Regions from separate parts of the Homo sapiens genome. Here region 1 is linked to region 2. Evidence: chromatin loops called from intact Hi-C (ENCODE). Cell type or tissue: endothelial cell of umbilical vein. All regions are shown on one strand. Links, peaks and the distances in the headings refer to the core of each region. The heading gives the core; the rest is flanking DNA. Region 1 holds the start of FALEC (focally amplified lncRNA regulator of ECM1). Region 2 overlaps RPRD2 (regulation of nuclear pre-mRNA domain containing 2).

Region 1 (8,332 bases), core at 105-8,104, 53 kb before region 2:
TGGATAAGCAAAATGTGGCATATACACACATTGTATGTATACACATACAATGGAATATGATTCAGCCATAAAAGGGAATGAAGTTCTGATACATGCTGTAACATGGATGAGCCTTGAAAACATTATGCTAAGTGAAATAAGCCAGATGCAAAAGGACAAATATTATAGGCACATTATATGAGGTACCCAGAATAGGCAAATTCATAAAGACAGTATATTAGGAGTTATCAGGGGCTAAAGGGAGGGGGGATGCCAGTTATTGCTTAATGGTTACAGAGCTTCTGTTTGGGGTGATGGAAAAGTTTTGGAATAGATAGTGGTGACGGTTGTACAATATTGTGAATATAATTAATGCCACTGAGTTGTACACTTAAAAATGGTTAAAATGGCAAATTTTGTCATACATTTGTTTATTTATTTATTTTTGAGACGGAGTTTCACTTTTTGTTGCCCAGGCTGGAATGCAATGGTGTGATCTTGGCTCATGACAACCTCCACCTCCCGGATTCAAGTGATTCTCCTGCCTCAGCCTCCTGAATAGCTGGGAATACAGGCATGCACCACCACACCCGGCTAATTTTGTATTTTTAGTAGAGATGAGGTTTCTCCATGGTCAGGCTGGTCTCGAACTCCCGACCTCAGGTGATCCGTCTGCCTCGGCCTCCCAAAGTGCTGGGATTACAGGCATGAGCCACTGCGCCAGCCTATTTTATTATTATTTTTTGAGACAGAGTTTCGCTCTTGTTGCCCAGGCACAATCTCGGCTCACTCCAACTTCTGCCTCCCAGGTTCAAGCGATTCTCCTGATTCTCCTGCCTCAGCCTCCCGAGTAGCTGGGATTACAGGCGCCCACCACCATGCCCGGCTAATTTTTTTGTATTTTCAGTAGAGACGGGGTTTCACCATCTTGGCCAGGCTGGTCTCGAACTCCTGACCTTATGATCCATCCACCTCAGCCTCCCAAAGTGCTGGGATTACAGGCGTGAGCCACCGTGCCTGGCCCTAATTTTGTATTTTTAGTAGAGATGGGGTTTCTCCATGTTGGTCAGGCTGGTCTCAAACGCCCCACCTCAGGTGATCTGCCCACCTCGGTCTCCCAAAGTGTTGGGATTACAGGCATGAGCCACCGCCCTTACATTTATTTTACCATACTTTTTAAAAATTAATAATGTAATATACCAAAACCCATTGAATTGTACATTTTACATGGGTGAATTAATGGTATGCGAATTATATCCAATAAAGCTGTTTACAAAATCCAAAATGACTGCTTTTAGGGTTCATTTTTAGGGGTAAACTAGTTTTAACAAGCGATTGAGTGATAACTCTAAATATCAAGGGAGCAGGATTCCTTCATGGGCACGGGAGGAGGGCGTCATCAGGAAGCAGCACTGTGGGGGCCTCTGGGATGCTTTGGCTTGACTTAGGCATTTGTTGCAGGAGGTTCATTTTATAACCATCCATTGAGCTATAATACATTTATGTTTTGCATACTTTTATTATTAATTTGTTTGTTTGTTGAGACAGAGTTTCACTCTTGTCGCCCAGGCTGGAGTGCAATGGCATGATCTCAGCTCACTGCAACCTCTGCCTCCTGGGTTCAAGTGATTCTCCTGCCTCAGCCTCCCAAATAGCTGGGACTACAGAGGCACGCCACCACACCCAGCTAATTTTGTATTTTTGGTAGAGACGTGGTTTCACCATGTTGGCCAGGCTGGTCTCAAACTCCTGACCTCAGGTGATCCGCCCAACTCGGCCTCCCAAAGTGCCCGGATTACAGGCGTGAGCCACAGCGCCCGGCCAGGGATTTTCAAAGGTTATGTTAACTATGTAATTTTGGCCTTATGTACTGACTTATAACCTAACTTTGGTGTAAGGTGTAACTCTATTGCTGGGCACGGTGGCTCACGCTTATAATCCCAGCACTTTGGGAGGCTGAGGCAGGCGGATCACCTGAGGTCAGGAGTTCGGGACTAGCCTGAACGACATGGAGAAACCCCATGTCTCTACTAAAAAAATGCAAAATGAACCGGGCGTGGTAGTGCATGACTGTAATTGCAGCTACTTGGGAGACTGAGGCAGGAGAATCACTTGAACCCAGGGGGCACAGGTTGCGGTGAGCCGAGATCACGCCATTGCACTCCAGCCTGGGCAACAAGAGTGAAACTCCATCTTAAAAAAAAAAAAAAAGAGAGAGACTTGGCGACTGATTAGACTACAAGGAAAAAGGAGAGAAACTGAAGAATGATATTCCCAGGCCTAACAACTCTGATATTCTCTGGCCTAAACAACTGACTAAACAGTTGTTCTATTTATTGAAATAGGGCACATGGGAAGAAGAATAGTTGGAGGGTAAAGAGGATGGGCCCACTACTTTTTTCTTAATATTTTATCATGAAAAATTTCAAAAATACAGAAAAACTGACAGATTGTACAGTAAACAACCATATACCTACCACCTAACTTATTGCTATATTTTCTTCTTCACATCTTTCCATATACCTAGAAGAATTCATTTTTGAAGCTGAATTTGTGATATCTAGGAGACATCCAAGTGTCCTGTGTAATAGGCTGCTAGTGTAGAGTGCAGAAATACATTAAGAGCAGGCTACAAGTGCTGCCTCCTTTTCTTCATCTCCCATTCATACTCAACTCTCCAGAATTTGACTTTTGACACCTTCCGTTTGAAGTTGCTACCACTGAGGACACCGACTACTGAGAAGTCCAAAATTGAACTCATGTCTTCCCTCTGTGAAACCTGCTCCTCTTCCTCCTGTATGTTCTGCTGCCTTAGTCAGTATGAGCTGTGAAGTACCATAGACAGGGTGGGTTAAACAGCAGAAATGTATTTCTCACAGTTCTGGAGGCTAGAAGTCCTAGATCATGTGCCAGCATGGTCAGGCTCAGGTGAGGGCCCTCTGCCAGGTTGCAGCCTGCCAACTTCTTGTATCTCACAGGGCAGGAAGAGCTAGAGAACTCTCTGGGGTCCCTTTTATAAGAGCACTAATCCCATTTATGAGGGCTCCACCCTCATGACCTAATTACCTCCCAAAGGCCCCACCTCCTAATACCATCACACTGGGGGCTAGGATTTCAACAAATGCATTTGGGGGTACACAAACATTCAGTCTGTAACACTTACCTTAGTTACCACAGCCTCAAACTTGGTAGTCACCCTAGACACCAGCAAACAGGTTCTCTCAACCCTATCTCCTGAAGAGCTTTTAAAAAAAGTCCCCTCCCTCACCATGCCCTCAACCTTTTTTTTTTTTTTTTTTTTGAGACGGAGTCTGGCTCTGTCACCCAGGCTGGAGTGCAATGGCACAATCTTGGCTCACTACAACCTCTGCCTCCTGGGTTCAAGCAATTCTTCTGCCTCAGCCTCCCAAGTAGCTGGGATTAGAGGCATGCGCCATCATGCCTGGCTAATTTTGTATTTTTAGTAGGGACGGCTTTCACCATGTTGGTCAGGCTGGTCTCGAACTCCTGACCTCGGTTGATCCACTGGCCTCGACCTCCCAAAGTGCTGGGATTACAGGTGTGAGCCACCGCGCCTGGCTAGGTATATTTAAATATACCACACTTTCTGTGTTATTTCCTCTTCCTGGAAGATCTCCCTGAAGGCCAGGCTAGGTGGCTGTCTCAGAATTCTGAGAATATTTCTAACATTAGATGTTCAAGTCTCCACAGACGCTAAAGTCCCTGAAGGTGGTGTTGTAGTCTTCGTTATAGCCAGAGTACTTTTAGCACTCTGCCTAACACAAAAAGGACTGTTTACTTTAGCTGAACTTTGCATACATTCAATGCTTTGTATATCCTTCCCTTTCAACAAAACCCTACTCAAGCTTGAATTCTGTGAAGCTTTCCCTGGCCTCTCCAATAATTAGGAGCTCTGACTCCTTTACTTTACTCACCGCCCCTGAATTGAGCAAGTTATATTTTAATAGTGTATACAACGAATTGCAGTGAATGTTAACACGTTCACCTTTTATTGCTAACAGCAATGCTACCCGTGCTTCCAGGCTCTATCCAAACTCACTGCTTCCAGATAATAGCTGGCTGGTCCCTAGGGAGAATTCTTTAACTCTCAGCATTTGATGCTCAATTCAGTACCTCCTCATATTCAGCACTGTAGCTTACAAGTGCTCTCCGGGTTCCCTTCCTCTCCTCCCCGACAGACTAAACTGCTAGGGTTTGGGACCGCAGTCCTCCTCTCCTCTGACTCCCACCTCTCTGCAGCATTTGGCGCTGCACTTTGCAAACGCAGCTCTAAAGCATCTCCGGGAAGCTCCTGCACAGACCAAAGCCCCCCCGCTCCCTTTTTTTTTTTGAGACAGAGTCTCCTCTCTCGCCCAGGCTGGAGTGCGGTGGCGCGATCTTACTGCAGCCTCCGCCTCCCGGGTTCAAGCAATTCTCTGCCTCAGCCTCCCGAGTAGCTGGGATTATAGGCGCCCGCCACCACGCCCTGCTAATTTTTTTTTTTTTTTGTATTTTTAGTACAGACGGGGTTTCACCTTCTTGGCCAGGCTGGTCTTGAACTCCTGACCTCGTGATCCACCGCCTCGGCCTCCCAAAGTGCTGGGATTCCAGGCATGAGCCACCGCGCCCGGCCCAAAGCCCTTTAAAGACAAGTCTCCGCTTGCGGATTCGCCCGCCAGGTGACAAGGCTTCGTGGGCCAGGACTCCGCCCGCTCCCCGTGGGCTGGGGCGACCCAGGCCAGGAGGGTACACGTGGGACCGGGGGGTAGGGGAATTGCTGGGCCGGCCTTTTCCCCCTGCCTCCCCCGGTTCCTCTGTCCTGGAGGCCGTAGGAGATGCGCAGGACGCCCGCACATGCGCAGTGTCACTCTCGAGCTCCAGACTCGAGCGCGGCGGGCAGGAGGCCCAGGCGGCCCCGGGCTCCCGAGACTGGGCTGCCGGCTCAGGGGCGGGGCACAGCGCTGCCCTCGCCCGCTCATTGGCTCGCGTGCTGACGGACAGGTGGGGCGGACAGCCGGCGAAAGATCTGAGGAGCCGCTGGACTGGAAACTGCTACTGGGCTAAAAATACTTAAGTAAATAAATGAAAGCCTGTGGAGGAGGAGAGGAAGGAGAGGCGGGCGTGGGTTTGGGAGCAACTGAGGCTCCGCTTGCCCCTGGCTGGCGCAGGATGATGGTTCTTGGTTCACTCTCTCCGTCTCCGCTAGAACTGGAGCGGAGAAGTCTGCTTTCTGGAAGGTCGTCCTGGCGGCGGAGTCACACAGGACTTGTTCCCCTGGGACTCTTCATTCCGAGTCTTCATTCCGATTCTTTCAGATCCAGCCTTGAGGCCTCGGGTTCCTGGGAGCAGCTTTGTAGGGCTTGAGAGTCCTAGTCACCGCCACCCTCGGGTCCAGCTCAGGTTGGGGGCTACAGCTCCGTCCCTCCGGCACTTGGGACGACACTCTTTGAACTGGCCTCCCAGCGTCCCGCCTTGCTGGCTGCCGACTAAACTTTTTTTTTTCTTTTTGAGACTGGGTCTCGCAGGTTGAAGTGCAGTGCCGAGACCATAGCTCTTTGGGTGGCTGGGATTACAGGCGCGCGCCACCTCCCCGGCTCTCCGACTAGACATTATTTTATTTTATTTTATTTTTGAGGCACAGTCTCGCTGTGTCGGCCAGGCTGAGTGCAGTGGTGCGATACTGGCTCACTGCAACCTCCACCTCCCAGGTTCAAGTGATTCTCGTGCCTCAGCCTCCCGAGTAGTTTGGATTATAGGTGGGCACCACCACGCCTGGCTAATTCAGTAAAGATGGGGTTTCACCATGTTGGTCGGGCTGATCTCGAACTCCTAACCTCAAGTGATCCGCCCGCCTCGGCCTTCCAAAATGCTGGGATTACAGCGTGAGCCAGTGCGTCCGGCCTAGACATTCTTAAAAGGCAAATTGGAACACATCCTCCGCTTGAAAACGCCAGTGCCCCCTGGGCCAGGGCACCAAGATCCACTTAAAACCCTGCGGGTGAGGCATTAGTGATGAGCTCCTGCTTATCATTCCAGCCATATCAGAGAGGAAGGCCACCAAAGAGTCAGGTCCTTTCAGCCTTGACCCTTGTGCGCACTCTGCCCGCTCACACCCTCTACTTCTTTACTGGAGAAACTCTGACCTCAACGCCCCTCCTGTGCACCTGTGCTGCCCCCAGCCCCACTCCCACCTCGGGACGTTCCTGTCATGCTCAGAGCACGCTGGGGGCCCTGTACCACAACACTTGTCACACCTGCTAGGCTCAGGGACAGTGAACAACCTCAGGGCAGGGGCTGTGTGTGTTCTGGATGTGTATCCCCAAGTCTAGCAGAGTGTGCATAGATAGGGGTTCAATAAATGGATATTGGCCAGGCACAGTGGCTCACGCCTGTAATCCCAGCACTTTGGGAGCCTGGCCAACATGGTGAAAACCCGTCTCTACTAAAAATACAAAAATTAGCTGGGTGTGCTGGTGCACGCCTGTAATCCCAGCTACTCGGGAGGCTGAGGCAGGAGAATCGCTTGAACCCAGGAGGGTTGCAAGTTGCAGTGAGCCAAGATCGTGCCACTGCACTTCAGCCTGGGCGATAGAGCGAGACTGTGTCTCAAGAAAAAAAAAAAAAGGATATTGAATGAATGAAGGCATGAATTCTAAGGATCAAAAGTGAAGCTTTAAAAATGTTAGGCTGGGCTGTGGCATTTTGGGGGCTCACCAAGGCCAAGAACCATATCTTCTTTGAGTCCTGATAGCTAGCTAACAAGGTGGCACTCCTTTCAAAATATGTGAATAAATTCAAGATGGCAAAGTGACGTCAAGCTGTTTAGTTATGGTCGCATCCCACAGCCTGTGAACATCTGCTCAGTGAAGGGGGCAGGGCCGTGGGCCTCAGGGGCCAGGCACTGAAGGAAATACAAGCAGGCTTAGGAGGGTGTGTTTGTCTGTGGTGTGTCTGAAAACGCCAGTGCCCTCCTGGGCCAGGGCACCAAGATCCACTTAAAACACTGCGGGTGAGACATTAGATAGACAATGAGGACACCAAATCCAAGAGGTGTTTAGTGTAATGAGTGTTCAGATGGGTGGGGCAGGGTGGGGTTCCCCCCATCTGACCCTCTAGGGCTCTGGGGTGACTCATTCTTCCTTGGGCTCAGAGGTGGAGCTGATATTTGTTCCTCCAGTTGAGCCCTGCTCCCCCTGGCCCTTGGCGTTCTCAGTGTCTCCAGACACTAGAGCCACGTTCCTCAGATAATTGATGTTGAAGCAGTTGACCTGTTCATCCCCAGGACTCAGGTAACAGCAGAGGGCAGGGTCTCGCCAGATGTTACGTCGGGGACCACACAGATCATTGATGAAGGTTAATTTCTGATGAATGAGAAAAGTAAAACAGATGATGGGGTGGGGAGGTGGTCCAAGGACAGATGTAGATACTTGGGTGCCAAAGTCCCCCTTTCATCAGCTTCTACTGCTCTCTCCCTCGTTCCCCTCCTGGGGCCCAGAGAGAGTACAAGACTGCCTTGCACAGCTGGATTCCTTGTGACTGACAAATGTGTACATCTGGAAATGCCAGAAGCTTGTGGCCCGGAGAAGGCATAATAGGAACTTAGAGATGGGGAGCAGGCCAGGTCAGAGTGAAGACTTTTCTGGAACCAAGAAAAAAACACCTCCCCCACTAGTCATTATAACCAAAGGCTGGTTTGAGGTACTAAAGAGAAGGGGTGGCCTGCAGTTCTAGCTCTTTCCCTCCCCTCCCCTGCATTCCTCTGGAGACTAGACTCCACACACTCACCTCCTCCTCTGCACAGCAGGCCTGTTCTGGAAATGGCAGGTCACAGCAGCGGGCAGTCATGTTGTGGATCAGCCCAGGAATATGTTTACTATGTTGGTGTGAAAGGGGCAGGGGTTAGGGTCTTTGGGCATCTTCTGGCATCAGATGGGGTTGGGATATCATGATTTTGCTTTTCCCAAAGGTGTCCCAAAAGGAAGTTTTCGGGAAAGGAAGAGAGTGGGGAAGGACTAGGCAACTTACTGCTTGGTGAGAACTCTTTGGTTTCCACAGAGGTGGCCCATGAGGTTGGGGGTGACTCGACCGATGTCAATGGTCAAGATGTCCCGGTCATAGTTGGGGTAAGGAGCCCGACGGGCAAAGCACTCATCCCGAGTAGGGCTGGGAGGGTGGCGGCAACACAAGTGGTGGTGGGTCTTCACAGCATACTCCCGGTCACAGTATTTGTCAAGGGTATCCTCCCACTGTGGACCAGAGAGAGGGAAGTCAGAAGCTGGACACTTGGCCCCTTCTCTCCTGACCATCGACTTCCCTTATCGTCCCTGGCAACTAGATGAGGGGCTCCCAGCCC
Region 2 (8,332 bases), core at 323-8,322:
CTCTGCTCCTTTGCCCACTGAAGTTTCTCTTTTTTTGAGACAGAGTTTTGCTCGTCGCCCAGGCTGGCTCACTGCAACCTCTGCCTTCCGGGTTCAAGCGATTCTCCTACCTCAGCCTCCCAAGTAGTTGGGGTTACAGCTGTGAGCCACCACGCCCAGCTAATTTTTTTGTATTTTTTTTTGGAAAGACAGGTTTACCCTGTTGGCCAGGCTGGTCTTGAACTCCTGACCTCAGGTGATCCACCCGTCCCCAAAGTGCTGGAATTACAGGTGTGACCCACCACACCGGGCCTGAAGTCTCTCTTTTGTGTTATAAATCTGTCAATACCTAGGGCTGTGGATGACACAATCAGAACAAAGTTCTGGGATTTCATTAACAGTCTTCGAGGAAATACATCTATTTAACTTGCTAGATACAATCCTTTTAAAAGTCAAAGAGAATTCCACATTCCATAAGGAACCTAGTTCTGTTCAAATTTTGCCTCATCAGAAATTTCACATCGGCCAGGCACGGTGGTTCACACCTGTAATCCCAGCACTTTGGGAGGTCGAGGCAGGTGGATCACGTGAGGTCAGGAGTTCGAGACCAGCCTGGCCAACATGGCGAAACCCCGTGTCTACTAAAAATACAAAAATTAGCCGGGCATGGTGGTGTGAGCCTGTAATACCAGCTACTCGAGAGGCTGAGGCAAGAGAATCACTTGAACCCGAGAGGCAGAGGTTGCAGTGAGCCGAGATCACACCACTGCACTCCAGCCTGGGCAACAGAGCAAGTCCCCGTCTCAAAAACAAACAAACAAATAAAAATAAAAAGGGAGAAAGCATAAACATGTCAAACTCTCAAATTGTCCCTGATATTAGTAGTACAACATGTGCTGCAGTCATCATCAATTCTTTATTGCTGATGCCAATAGATAGGGGCTGTGGATTATTACTTAATACTATTTAGTTCTGTGTAACAAAATTCTTCTGCACCTCCAGACAAAGTTCACTATAATATGCTTGAATGATCCACTTACATAACAGTTTAGGAAACTGTTTTACACCACTCCTTTGATAGAGAGCAGGGTTTCTCAACCTCAGCACTACTGACACTTTGGGCTAGATAATTCTTTATTGTTGGGGCTGTCTCACACATTGTAGGATATTTAGGAGCATCCTCCTGGCCTCTACTCACTAGAGGCAGTAGCACCCCTACCATTACCCCAGTTGAGACAACTAAAAAGGTCTCCAAATATTGCCAAGTGTCCTCCCTGGAGGCCTTTGGTTGAGACTACTGATATAGAGTAAATCACTACACTGAATATATTGCCCTGGTATTTGTAATTCATTTCATAATTATACTACGGTACTTAAAAAGGATTTCATTGGTATCTGGAGCATAAGAGAGTAGAGAGTAGGAAAGATTTATGAAAAAAGGTTAGAAACAGGCAGTGTCATGCACAAAACATAATTAGTAAAGCTGAACAGAAAGGGTCAAATGAGAGAGATTATAGGTAGGTGAAAACAAAAATACTACATCTAAGACTCTAATAAAATAATAAATAAAATAATAAATAATGAAGCCTCTATAAAACATTAGGACAAAAAAAGATATATTCATGTCTCAGAAATTTTTTTTTTTTTTTTTTTGAGGCAGGGTCTCATCACTTAGGTTGGAGTACAGTGGGGTGACCACAGCGTACTGCAGCCTTGAACTCCTGGGCTCAAGTGATCCTCCTGCCTTAGCCCCCTGAGTAGCTGGAACTACAGGCATGCACCACTATGCCCAGCTAATTTTTTTTTTTTTTTTTTTTTTGAGACAGAGTCTTGCTCTTTTGCCCAGGCTGGAGTGTAGTGGGGCAATCTTGGCTCACTGCAACCTCCACCTCCTGGGTTCACACCATTCTCCTGCCTCAGCCTTCCAAGTAGCCAAGACTACAGGTGCCCGCCACCACGCCCGGCTAATTTTTTGTATTTTTAGTAGAGTCGGGGTTTCACTGTGTTAGCCAGGATGGTATCGATCTCCTGAACTCATGATCCGCCTGCCTCAGCCTCCCAAAGTGCTGGGATTACAGGCGTGAGCCACCGCGCCCGGCGCTAATTTTTAATTCCGTTGTAGAGACAGGGTTTCACTATGTTCTTGAAGCGTCATAAAAAAATTTTTTTTTTTTTTTTTTTTTTTGGACTGAGTCTTGCTCTGTCGTCCAGGCTGGAGTGCAGTAGCGTGATTCCGGCTTACTGCGATCTCAGCACACTACAGGTGTGTGTCACCACACCTGGCTAATTTTCATATTTTTAGTAGAGATGTTATTTCACCTGGTTGGCCAGGCTGGTCTTGAACTGCTGACCTTAGGTGATCTGCCCGCCTCAGCCTCCCAAAGTGCCGGGATTACAGGCGTGAGCAACTGCACCTGGCCATATTTTTTGATAATAAATGGACCCTTCCTACTGTCTTCAGCTTTGGTTAACACTGAAATTAATAAAACTCAACATATATAAACCTGTATTAAAAGCTGGGACTAATGCAGCCCCTAGGGTGTCATGGTGTAGGTGAAAGAATACTGAACTCCAGTCAAGAAATCTGGCCTTCAGTCTTGGCTCATACTGAATAGACAGATAGGTATGTGACCATAAGCAGATCTTTTCACCTTACTGAGCCTTAGTTTCCTTACCTGAAAAGTAAGGGATTAGACTAGATAATACTTAGTCTCTTTCAGCTTTCACATTTTATAATTCTTCAGATGTCAGCTCATAGATGATAAATATAAAAAAAATAGGAGGGGCGCAGTGGCTCACGCCTGTAATCCTAGCACTTTGGGAGGCTGAGGTGGGTGGACTGCCTGAGGTCAGGAGTTCGAGACCAGCCTGGCCAACATAGCAAAACTCCGTCTCTACTAAAAATACAAAAATTAGCTGGATGTGGTGGTGGGCACCTGTAATCCTAGCTACTTGGGAGGCTGAGGTTGCAGTGAGCTGAGATTGGGCCACTGCACTCCAGCCTGGGCGACAAGAGTGAAATTCTGTCTAAAATAAAAAAAAGGATAATGACCACCAGGCATGGTGGCTCATGCCTATAATCCCAGCACTTTGGGAGGCCAGGAGTTTGAGACCAGCCTGGCCAACATGGAGAAACCCCATCTCTACTAAAAATACAAAAATTAGCCAGACATGGTGGTGTGGGCCTGTAATCCCAGCTGCTAGGGAGGCTGAGGCAGAAGAATCACTTGAACCAGGAGGCAGAGGTTGTAGTGAGCCGAGAGCACTCCACTGCACACCAACTAGGCAACAGAGTGAGACTCCATCTCAAAAATTTTAAATAAATAAATAAATAAATAAATAAAAAGAATAATGAATTAACTGTGTTATACATTTTATGGCTCTGGATTCATCAGAAATGGAATCCAGGATTAATTTAAGCCAGAGACAAACATTCACAATTCGAGTCCCTCTGGCATATGTCAGTTACCTTGCAGTGCAGGGGCTGACTGTGTCTGGGTTTTGGAAAGTGCAGACAGAATGCTCTCTGGGGTGATCTCCACCTTGGAGAGGATATTTGCCAGAGGGTTGTGAGATGTTGTCGTGGCAGGTGCAGGTGTTTTCAGGCCACTGGTGAGGTTGCTGGGGCTGGTGGGCGTTCCTGGAGAAGGTCTTGATGCAGGACTGACCCCTGGTGGCAGAAAGATGAACTCAAGAAAATGCAATTCAAAATGACTTCAATTTCCGATACTTCCCCTCACTTCAATGAGTTTGATATATTTAACAGGAATTCTTCTGTGGTTGATCCACAAATGGTCCATCATAACATGACATGTACAAAAAAAAAAAAAAAAACCCTGAAAAGATTATCTCCTTTTACTTGGAACACCATTAAAACAAACAAGTATTGGCCGGGCGAGGTGGCTCACACCTGTAATCCCAGCACTTTGGGAGGCCGAGGCAGGCGGATCACCTGAGGTCAGGAGTTCGAGACCAGCCTGACCAACATGGGGAAACCCTGTCCCTACCAAAAATAAAAAATTAGCCGGGTATGGTGGCAGGCGCCTGTAATCCCAGCTACTCGGGAGGCTGAGGCAGGAGAATCATTTGAACCCAGGAGGTGGAGGTTGCAGTGAGACAAGAGTTGAGACACAGTGAGACTCTGTCTTGAAAAAAACAAGTATTAAGTGATTTTCATAGTTTTGAGAGCCCCAATATTTCTTATTTATTTTTAAAAAATAGAGACAGGGTCTTGCTACATTGCCCAGGGTGGTCTTCAACTCTTGACCTCCAGTGATCCTCCCACCTTGGCTTTTCAAAGTGCTGGGAATTACAGGCATGTACCACCACACCTGGACAATCTTTTTTCTCCACCAAATGGCACCTACAGTTCAGAGCCCTGTAGGCGCTCAATAAATACTGCTGGCTGACTGGATGCTGAGAGCCACTGCAGTTGTATAACTCAGCCACTGCATAATTTCATGTGACTGGTAAGTTATATGCTTTTGAAATAGCTTTTAAAATGAGATTATTTAAGAAATTTCCTTTATATTTTTACATTTAAAAACACTGGGTTGATCTTTAACACAGGAAATAAAATATATAAAGAGAAAAACATTTGTTATTTTAAAAAAGATAAATATGAACAGATATTTCACAAAGAAACTTAAGTGAGAAGCAAAGGAAAAAAATTTTTAACATCTTTCATAGAAGAAATGGAAATTAAACAACTTTTTAAGGCTGGATTTGTAGACTGCACAAGGCAAGTAACTGGAGAAGGTAAGGAACAACAGAAGCTTTCATATATTAGTCATATAAAATAGCACTTTTTTGGATATCAATTTAGTTATATATTAAAATACTTTATTTTTATTTAGTTTTTGAGATATGGTCTCACTGGGTTGCTCAGGCTGGAGTGCAGTGGACATTCACAGGCGTGATCACAGTGAACTACACGTCCTGGAATTCCTGGCTTCAAGTGATCCTCCTGCATTTGCCTCCCGAGTAGCTGGGACTACACGGTATCCCACCTTGCCTGGCAAAATTTATTTAAAAAATTTCGGGCTGGGTGCAGTGGCTCATGATTGTAATCCCAACATTTTAGGAGGCCAAGATGGGAGGAACACTTGAGCCCAGGAGTTCAAGATCAGCCTGGGCAACATAGTAAGACACTGTCTCTACCAAAAAACCCACAAAACTTAGCCAGATGTGGTGGTGCACACGTGTGATCTCAGCCACTCAAAGGCTCAGGTGGGAGGATCACTTGAACCCAGAAGTTTGAGGTTACAGTGAGCCATGACTGCACCCCTGCACTCCAGCCTGGGTGATGGAGTGGGACCTTGTCTCAAAATAAATAAATAAATGGCCGGATGCGGTGGCTCACGCCTGTAATCCCAGCACTTTGGGAGGCCAACGCGAGCAGATCACGAGGTCAGGAGATCGAGACCATCCTGGCTAACATGGTAAAAGCCCGTCTCTACCAAAAATACAAAAAATTAGCTGGGCGTGGTGGCAGGCACCTGTAGTCCCAGCTACTCAGGAGGCTGAGGCAGGAGAATGGCGTGACCTGGGAGGCGGAGCTTGCAGTGAGCTGAGATCGCGCCACTGCACTCCAGCAGCCTGGGGGACAGAGTGAGACTGTCTCAAAATAAATAAATAAATAAATAAAAATAAAATTCCATTAAAAAGGTTTTATATACTTAACCCTTGCAAAGGGTTATTCATAAAATTTTTATAATTTACAGGTTTTTTTTTTGTTTTTTGTTTTTTTTTGAGACAAGAGTCTCGCTCTGTCAACCAGGCTGGAGTGCAGTGGCTTGATCCTGGATCACTGCAACCTCTGCCTTCTGGGTTCAAATGATACTTATGCCTCAGCCTTATGAGTAGCTGGGATTACAGGTACGTGCCACCACAGCTGGCGAATTTTTTCTTTTTTTGAGACGGAGTCTTGCTCTGTTGCCCAGGCTGAAGTGCAGTGGCGTGATCTTGGCTCACTGCAACCCCCGCCTCCCAGGTTCAAGTGATTGTCCTGCCTCAGCCTCCCAAGTAGCTGGGACTACAGATGCATGCCACCATGCCCAGCTAATTTTTGTATTTTTAGTAGACAGGGTTTCACCAAGTTGGCCAGGCTGGTCTTGAACTCCTGACTTCAGGTGATCCGCCTGCCTTGGCCTCCCAAAGTGCTGGAAATACAGGCGTGAGCCACCAAACCTGGCCTAATTTTTGTTTTTTGTTTTTTTTTGAGACGGAGTATTGCTCTGTCGCCCAGGCTGTGCAGTGGCGCGATCCTGGCTCACTGCAAGCTCCGCCTCCTGGGTTCAGGCCATTCTCCTGCCTTAGCCTCCCGAGCAGCTGGGACTACAGGCGCCCGCCACCATGCCTGGCTATTTTTTTGTATTTTTAGTAGAGACGGGGTTTTACCATGTTGGCCAGGATGGTCTCGATCTCTTGACCTCGTGATCCACCCGCCTCGGCCTCCCAAAGTGCTGGGATTACAGGTGTGAGCCACCACGCTCGGCCATAATTTTTGTTTTTTTAAGTAGAGATGGGGTTTCGCCATGTTGTCCAGGTTTGTCTCCAACTCCTGGCCTCAAGTGATCAACCTGCCTCCACCTCCCAAAGTGGTGGCGTGAGCCACCACACCTGGCCCTATAGTATTCTTCATAACAGTAAAAAACTGGAAACATACTAAGTGCCTAATAATAAAGGATTAGATAAGTTACCACATGCTATGCAGCTATTAAAAATGATGTAGAGAAATATTTAATGATTCATAAAAACATTCAAGATATGTAATTAACTTTTAAATAGCTAGTTTTGAAACAGTATATGCAATACACTTACTTTTTTAAAAATTGTTATACATATTTAATTCTCCAAAACATTCATATACACATATACTTTTAAGGGTAAACACAAGTGGTTTCCTTTGGGGTAACAGGATTATAGATATTTATTAAAAAATTTTTTTCATTTAAAATTTTTTATTTAGAGATAGGGTCTCACTATATTGCCAAGGCTGGTCTCGAACTCCTGGCCTCAGGCAATCTACCATCTCAGCCTCCCAAAGTGCTGGGATTACAGGCATGAGCCACCACGCCTGGCCTAGATATTTATTTCATTCTCTTTGCTTATTTTCTAATTTTTCTATAATGACCGATTATTGGATTATTTTTTAATTTAACAATTAATTTAGCTGGGTGCGCTGGCTCACGCCTGTAATCCCAGCACTTTGGGAGGCCAAGATGGGTGGATCACCTGAGGTCAGGAGTTTGAGACCAGCCTGACCAACATGGTGAAACCCCGTCTCTACCAAAAATACAAAATTAGCTGGGCATGGTGGCACATGCCTGTAGTCCCAGCTATTTGGGAGGCTAAGGCAGAATTGCTTGAACCTGGGAGATGGAGGCTGCAGTGAGTGAAGTTTGCACCATTGCACTCCAGCCTAGGTAACATGACTGAAACTCCGTCTCAGAAAAAAAAAAAAAAATCATTAATTAAAAAAAATCAACAACAGACTGGGCACGGTGACTCACGCCTATAATCCCAGCACTTTGGGAGGCCGAGGTGGGTGTATCACCTGAGGTCAGAAGTTCAAGACCAGCCTGGCCAACATGGTGAAACCCCATCTCTACTAAAAATACAAAAATTAGCCGGGCGTGGTAGCAGGTGCCTGTAATCCCAGCTACTTGGGAGGCTGAAGCAGCAGAACACTTGAACCCGGGAGGCAGAGGTTGCAGTGAGCCAAGATTGCACCACTGCACTCCTGCCTGGGAGACAGAGCGAAACTCTGTCTAAACAACAACAACAACAACAACAACAACCCCCCCAAAAACAGATTAATGATTCAATTTAAAAAGATGGAAATTAACTTTTTATCCTCCTTACTGGGCTTACTTACCAGTATTTTTCATGACTGATGTTAAACTGCTAAGGATGGAACTGATCTTTGCCAGATCCACATTAGCCAGGTTTGGCAAAGCCAATGCTGGGGAAGGGGAAAGAGAAGTATTCACAGGCTTTGGAAGAGGTGGAGTTGCTGTCATGGTCACAGGCACTGGGGTACATGAAGAGGCCTTTGAGATATTTTCTGTTGGCTTTGTAGGTACAGAAGTGGATACAGCTGACTTCTCTGCAGGTTTTTCCTTCCTGTCCTCGACTGTTTCAACAAAGAAAAGAGATATTACATCCTACTACTTTCCAGACTTTGCTTCCTATATGAAATAACATGTCCTAATATTTCCGGACTTGGGGGAAAAGGCACTACTTTAGAGAAAACAACGACTCACTTCATGCTTTTTTGAAAAAGTCATACTCTTCATAATTTATGATAATTCCCACCTTTAATATCTGCTTAAAAGCAATTTCCAGCTGG

What was found. Hi-C counts contacts between places; a loop is a spot of excess contacts. Peaks named below come from ENCODE experiments on the same cell type or tissue, not always from the same donor. Only the 100,000 strongest peaks of a DNase experiment are listed, where the experiment ranks them.
Region 1: it touches region 2 in a loop (3-fold over the local background); 23 of 110 quality-filtered maps call a loop at or near these places.

What each region holds. Positions count from the first base shown.
Region 1 is chr1:150,512,245-150,520,576 of GRCh38, reverse strand. ECM1 (extracellular matrix protein 1) reads right to left here. Exons shown (of 10, transcript NM_004425.4): 8 at 8,005-8,225; 9 at 7,765-7,852; 10 at 6,788-7,340. The coding sequence ends at 7,110. It overlaps FALEC (focally amplified lncRNA regulator of ECM1), which reads right to left and starts at 4,825. Exons shown (of 6, transcript NR_186305.1): 1 at 4,515-4,825; 2 at 2,457-2,804. RefSeq lists a silencer at 4,631-5,000 and enhancers at 5,091-5,240, 5,311-5,380. In endothelial cell of umbilical vein, for the core only: no CTCF peak of the experiment used is centred there; a DNase peak (open chromatin) is centred at 4,966; H3K4me3 peaks cover 1,460 bases; H3K27ac peaks cover 363 bases.
Region 2 is chr1:150,459,844-150,468,175 of GRCh38, reverse strand. RPRD2 (regulation of nuclear pre-mRNA domain containing 2) reads right to left here. Exons shown (of 11, transcript NM_015203.5): 9 at 7,859-8,116; 10 at 3,449-3,649. Among named protein-coding and RNA genes, the nearest start is that of TARS2, 23 kb to the left of the region's middle. In endothelial cell of umbilical vein, for the core only: a CTCF peak has its summit at 3,665 (motif pointing left); a DNase peak (open chromatin) is centred at 3,625.